Regions from separate parts of the Homo sapiens genome. Here region 1 is linked to region 2. The links are chromatin contacts, found by Hi-C or POLR2A ChIA-PET in ENCODE. All regions are on one chromosome and are shown on one strand. Each heading gives the region's core, a stretch centred on a gene start or an enhancer-like site at or near the end of the contact. The rest is flanking DNA. Distances are from core to core; before and after follow the strand shown. Region 1 overlaps DUSP10 (dual specificity phosphatase 10). Region 2 has its middle 74 kb from the start of DUSP10.

Region 1 (3,558 bases), core at 646-3,145, 41 kb after region 2:
TTGCCCACAGGTGAAATCAGCAGAGAAGTACTTGGAAAAGACAAGCCAGGGTGGGGTGTGAAGGACTGCTCTTATAATCTTTTTTGATATTCTCCACGTAGGGCCCTGACATTTATCAACCCTGACTTTCAGTAGAACAGAATGTGAGAGCAGCGCGGTTGCTTACTCCTCGACTTTCCAAGGCTTGTGGGCACATAAACCCATCAAGAAACCTCTTTTGGATGTGTGAATGCATGCTTTTGAGCTTACGGCTCTGCTCTGCCTCCCACGAGTTATGGGTCTAGTATAAAAAGCTTATAAACTGTGCTTATTTCTCCATTTTTAAAATGCAAACCTTCCCCTGAACAAGTGCAATCTCACTTTTGGGAATGGATCTTAGGGAAATCATCTAACCAAAGATAGTTAGCTAGATATATGGAGATGTTCACTACAATGTTATCTGTTTTATATATATTTTAAAAAGGCCAAGTAAAACACAAAAATAAAAGAAAAAAAGTTATTACATTCATTCCACGGAGTATTATGTAGCCTTTAAAAGAGTAGTTGCAAAAAGGATGTGAAAATAAATAAAACATTTTGGTTTAATATTAAATTTTTTAAAAGCTAAGTAAAAAACATTGACCAAAAGCTGAAGAACTGTACAAAAAACGAACAATTGTTTAAATTAGGGAATTTACGGATCATAGTTTATTGTTTAAATTTTCTGCTAATATTTTTACACACAATGGCATGCACAGATAAACCCAAAGGATTATTACAAAGCTCAAATTATAATAATATACATGTAAGTGCTATAAAATCTGGATTGACATTATTAGTGCCAACTGAGCTCTAACCCTACTCAAACAGAACTAGATACACTCTGGCTTTCCCTTTGAAAAGAGGGGGAAGTGGAAAAGTCCTATTAGCTGAAAGCCACCAGAACACAACATCTACCCTCAAAGACAGATGGCTTGTGGCTGTCTTGATAGTTCCAGGAGATAAGGCAGAAAACCCAAAGCATGAACAAGAGACGGTTATGTTGCAATAAGGACAGGAAGTCTATCTGTCCACTAGCCTCTGAGCCTGGCATATGTTCTTCTCCATTTCAAGTCTCATCTTTGACAAACCACAGCGGGAAACTCCAGACCATAACCTAGACCGAGTCTCATGACTTTTCACAACCAATGGACCCGGAGCTGGCTGTGTAAAAGAGAGAAATCATATTTTCCTTAAGGTATGGTTATGATCCAAAGAAAACTCAAAGGGCAATATTATGTTCACTTTACTCATTGAAAGTAAGAAGTCAAAACCTACCCTAGCTTTTTGAAAAGAAAAACAAGAGCTATATACGAATTTCAGTTGATTTCTAGAATTAACCTCTGCCCTTACATATGATAGTTTATTCTGCTAGGCAATTATGACAATAAAGTTTGAACCTGAAGAGATAATTCTGAAGTAGAAGAAAGAAAATATGGAAAATAACTTCACCAGTGAAGACTTAAAAAATAAATAAGATAAAAACTACCCATTGTCATCATCACAGCCTCCACAAAAGGGATTCTGAAGAGTTAAAATCTGCTCAGCTTCGCCTCCACAAAAACCCAAATTCCACACAGATTCTGTGATGGGAACCTAATTCACTTTTTTCTTCAAAAAAGGCAGTTGTTACATTTTTCCATATAAGATGAGAGGGAAGAACAATAAAACAAATTCAAAAGAAGGCTCTAAAAGCAGGGGAAAAACCTCTCTGTTCTTATTTAGGGTACTCAAGCTGTAATTTGTCTTAAAAGCAGCTAGTTTAAAAAAAAAAAAAAAAACCAACACATGCTAGAAAACCCCACACACAGAAAAAAGCAGCGTCCAGCTTTTTAAAATTCTGCCTCTACACCTCCTTTCTCAATGACATCAGCTGGAGGCTCCCCACCTGCCCAGTTGCCATAGCAGTTACACAAAGACATACAATGACATCAGTTGGCATGATATCAGCTCTTTGAGTGCAAACAATACAAGAAGAACTACTTTGTTTAAGGCCTTTGGTGCAACTGTGTTCTGGGGAGCCAATGATGTAATGCTAACAGGTGGCATGGGCCTTCCATTTGCCTAATGGGGGGAAAAAAACCCGTGGCGGAGTGGGGGGAGGAGGGAATTTGAGACAGACACACAGAATGCTCCAAATCACAGAGCATGCTTATGTGCAAAAGTATGGGTGCATTGTATGTTTAAGCCATGTAGGAACTCTGTTCTTATAATATTTGGAGGTGGGAGGGGTGGGGGTGGAGAGAAAAGGAGATATTACAATTTAAACATATAAGGTAAACAAGGAAATTCTCCTTGAGGGGTCTGAAGAAATAGTCTCCTGTTCAACTGCCACTCTGCTAATCAACTTGGGCATCAGTTTTCCATAAGGCTTATGCACAGCTCTGTACTGCAGTTAAAAACTCTCTCTGTGGACGGTGCTTAAAGTAAAAAACAACGAGTGGAAGCTCACAGTGGTGGCTTTTTCCAGAGAAGTCTGCAGGAAGGATTGTTTTCTTCTCTTGGGGAAGGGTTGAAATTGAAATCTGGAGGGGAGGGGGAAGAGTAAAGCTAATCTGGTTTTTCTTTTCCAGTTACTTTCCTCCGACCCTACCCCATCAAGTATCACCAGAGGCCAAAGTGACTGATCACTTAATGAGGAACCCTGATGATGTTATGTTTATTACTATTTAAGAATATTAGAACATGATAATTAACAAACAAAGCAGGAGCAGTGTAGCATGGAGGTTAAGAGCAAAGGTCAGAGACAAACCACACCTAGCTGCAGTTATGATTCTGCCTCCTAGCAGCTGTGAGACCCTGTGCAAGTCAGGTTCCCTCATTAAGCCTCAGTTTACCAATCTATTAAGTGGATGTAATATCATCTACCCATCAGGGTCATAGTTCAGGAAGCCTATGTAAAGGTTTTGATACACGACCAGGTATTCGATAAATAATGTCTTATTACCCCCAATATCATCACCTTTGTTCTAAATTCCAACAGATCTATGCACACGCATAGTCCATGAGAGCCCTAAGTGCAGTGCAGTGATTCAGAGAAGGAGTATTGAGGCTGGACTTCTTGGGTTTGAATCCCCAGCACAGCCAAACACTAGCTATGAGACCCTGGGCAGGTTTCTCACCTGTCTGTTCCTCAGTTTCCCTGTATACAAAACAGGGATAACAATAGTACCTACCTCACTGTACTGTTGTAATGATTAAAGTGGTTAATAAAGTACCTTAAAACAATGTCCAGCACATTGTAAGTGCTTTTTCTTTTCATCACTTTGGGAAACTACCATTTTAAAGATCTAAAAAAAAAAAAATCTGCTTAATATAAAGACTCTATATAAGTAAACTAATGTTCCTGAGTTTTTACTTTTAAAATTTTATTTAACAAAAAAGAATTAGGAACCAAGGTATCCGAGCAGTTTTAAAGTTTGCAAAACATACTTTTAACATAAAGAAAGCAACAGCTCCCTATTTTTCCTAAACAAATATATCTGATTTCACTTTGTTGGTCCTAGCTTTCCTAACAAACACTGTCTTTGCATTTCTGGT
Region 2 (3,286 bases), core at 449-2,948:
ATTTTCATTTGTCTTATATAAATGCTGAGGAATATAATTACTAGGTCAAAAGGTAACTATATATTTAACCATATAAGAAAATGCCAAACTTTTTCCAGAGTATTTACACTATTTTACACTCTCACCAGCAATATACGAGACATCTAAATAGTTCCAAATCCATGTCAACACTTGAGAGTGTAAGTCTTTTTAATTTTAGTCATTTTAATGAATTTATAGAGGTATTTCAATGTGATTTGAATTTGCCTTTTCTGAGTAACAAATAATGTAAAACATCTCTTTAGGTAAAGATTGATTGCCCATTTGTATTGTTTGTTTGTTTGTTTGTTTTGAGACCAAGGTCTCACTCTGTCCCCCAGGATGGAGTACAGTGGCGCAACCATGGCTCACTGCTGCCTCGACCTCCCTGGACGCATGTGATTCTTCCAGCTCAGCCTCACAAGTAGCTGAGACTACAGGTGCATGCCTGTACACCTGGCTACTTTTTGTGTTTTTTGTAGAGATGGGGTCTCCCTATGTTGCCCATGCTGGTCTCAAACTCCTGGGATCAAGTGATCCTCCTGCCTCGGTCTCCCAAAGTGCTGGGATTCCAGGTGTAAGCCACTGCACCCAGCCAATGTTGTCCATTTGGATGATATCTTTTTTGAAATATGCACTCACATCTTTTACTGGGTAAATATTGAGTTATCTTGTTGATGCATTGAAAGAGTTATTTATATATTTTGGATATGAGATATTCATTTTTTCACTATGAGATATTCTCATGAGATATTATTCATTATGAGATATTTCACTATATTCATTATAGAATGATGAATATTCACAAGTTGACTTTTGCCTCCCAGTTTGACATTTGCCTTTTTATTTTCCTGTTTTCCAAAGAACAAGTTTTTAATTTTTACGAAGTTCAGTTTTTCAATTTTGTCCTGTTTTCTTCTAGAAATGTTATAATTTTAGTTCTGATGTTTAAGTCTATAATCTGTTTTGACTTAAATTTTGTATGTATTTACAATAAGTGTTAAAGTTCCTTCCCACACTCACTCCCAATATGAGTATCCAGCTGTTCCCACACAATTTATTGAAAAGACTATCTTTCCCCCATCGAATTACTTTGGTACCTCTGTCAAAAACCGCTTGTCTATATTTACTTTTATTTAAAGAGTCTGTAATTTTTATGTGGCAAGTACTTTGGTTTTTTTCAATATTGGTGTTTAAGATCTATCAGGACAGGACAGAGGAGGCTTTATTCTATGGCTAGCTTAAGCCCTGCTCTCAAGGCCAACCATTTTGGAGTTTCTAACAAATGTTCCAGGTATTCAATAATGTCTGTCTTCACTCTGGCTGTTTGGAAATGGAATATCCTCCTACTCTCTATGAACTCTGTGAATTATTTAACTTACAGCTCTTTAGTAGTTTTTCTTATCCTGGCCTCATAGAGTTTTATTGGATGCAAGCTCAGCTTATTCAGGCAAAGACTCAAGGGGATTCCTGGGCAAATGTTTGGAGTTATTTTTCTTAAAAATTCCCTCTTCTCTGCAACCCAGCCCTTCCAACTTGAGCTGCCTCGGTCTCCCTGAATTTGGTTTTACGTCTCCTCACTCAGTGAGAGTGTTATGCTCTGCTTGTTCCCCCACTGTGCATGCTAGTTCAGAAAAGGTTCCCATGCAGAAACCTCAGGTAATTATGGGACTTGCCTTGTTAGTTTCCCTTATCTTATGAGTCACAGTCCTGCAGTTCCTATTGCTCAAGATCTGAACATGATGTGTCATGTGCTTTGTCCCATATTCTAGTTGTTTACAGCAAAAGAGCAAATCTAATATCAGTTATTCCATAGTGGCTATAAGTGGAAGATTTTGGAAACAGTGCTTCTTGAATTGTTTCATGTCTCCGCACTGTCAGACATACAAATTACTGATAGCCTTGTTGGAAGGATTGAATGGTAAGCATGCTTTATAAATTAGAAATAGTAAATTGCTCTGGAGAGATCTGAAGTTCCATCTCCATCAGAACTATTTGCTTACACTCTAAGAGTGATAAAAACCTAGAGACACCTTCCTTTCCTCTCCCCAGAGAGGATCTGTTTACATTTCAGAGCAGCAAGATCTCTTTCATTCTCCCCTCCCTTCAGGGCAGGTAAGACACATGTGCCAGCCATCTTATAGAAGCTTCAAGCATCATAAATAATCAATCAAGTATCAATAATCAATATCAAATTTACCTACTTGTGCAGCGGTTGCTTCATAGGAGAGAAAACTAACATTAGTTTTCTCTCCTATGAAGCAACCGCTGCACAAGTAGGTAAATTTGGCTCCCACTATGTTACCCGCGAAACAAGAATTGGGACATGGGGAACTAGTGCTGCTAAGATTCTCTGAGTGAATGATCTGTTTCTGACCCAGAGACCTGTGTTGTCAGAAAAAAATAGATAAGTAAATATAGGGAGATTTTTTTAAAGACTCTTTTAAAGTCTCTCGTGATTGTAAACTTAATCCATGCTCATATTTAAAATCTTTAAAATAAAAATCAAAAATTATGAAAAGAAAACACTGTAAACATTTTGACATGTCTCTGAGGAGGAAAAACATAAAGAGAAGATGAGGAAAAAAAGGGGAAAATGTTTAAACTGTGTTAATAGTTTTTTTAAATTTAGCATTATGTTGTGAGCTATTTTCTCTGTTGCTGAATACTCTTTGAAGCCTGGCATTTAATAATTGAATAATCTTCTATTCACTAGATCTCCTTTGGTTTATTTAAATATTCACCTATCACTTGACATTTAAGTCATTTCAAGCCTCATTTATTATAAAGAATGTGACTTGCATGTAAGTTTTTAGCTACATCTGTGATTAAATCATATTCTTGAGATACAAACACACAGGTGAAAATTTTAGGTCAAATGGAATGAACTTCTTAAGGAGTTAGAAATGTCATTCATATGACCAAATTCTTTGGCAGGTTTTGAGATGGGCTTCTGTTTTATTTTGAGGAGAAGCTTCTGCCTGCTTTTTGATAGCCAACAGACAAAACTTGCATGTCAAGAACCTACAGAGAAGGATGAACCGACTTGTCCTGGCTATCAACAATCTGCAGGAACCTCTGAGCACCTACCTCCCTCCCCATTCAAATAGTTTGCACATTTTGCACTCTTGGAGAAAAAGAAATTTTCTTTGTTTTCTTGGTTTCCTTATTTTGTTGTTGTTATTTTGTTTTCAACTACAATATTTAATCAAAATTATACATTCAAGGTGAAGATCCATATGCCTTAATAACAGTGATACAGAATTAA

Evidence for each region. Hi-C counts contacts between places; a loop is a spot of excess contacts on that map. ChIA-PET counts read pairs that join two places held with the same protein, here RNA polymerase II (POLR2A). Pooled maps may share reads with other maps.
Region 1: a pooled map shows a loop between it and region 2 (3-fold over the local background). The contact joins two enhancer-like sites. A Hi-C loop is called at or near these places in 6 of 168 maps with a recorded cell type or tissue (B cell, CD4-positive, alpha-beta memory T cell, CD8-positive, alpha-beta T cell and 3 more), 3 of 37 single-sample maps with no recorded cell type and 7 of 50 pooled maps. POLR2A ChIA-PET finds 5 or more read pairs at or near these places in 9 of 52 experiments (BJ, CD8-positive, alpha-beta memory T cell, GM12878 and 5 more).

Annotation. Positions count from the first base shown.
Region 1 is chr1:221,707,221-221,710,778 of GRCh38, forward strand. All of the region lies in intron 2 of DUSP10 (dual specificity phosphatase 10), which reads right to left. Among named protein-coding and RNA genes, the nearest start is that of DUSP10, 33 kb to the right of the region's middle. RefSeq lists an enhancer at 789-898. Within about 2 kb of position 1,896, at least 16 of the 41 ENCODE cell types and tissues checked have a DNase peak (open chromatin) inside an H3K27ac peak, as active enhancers do.
Region 2 is chr1:221,665,978-221,669,263 of GRCh38, forward strand. No RefSeq gene overlaps it. Among named protein-coding and RNA genes, the nearest start is that of DUSP10, 74 kb to the right of the region's middle. Within about 2 kb of position 1,699, at least 4 of the 41 ENCODE cell types and tissues checked have a DNase peak (open chromatin) inside an H3K27ac peak, as active enhancers do.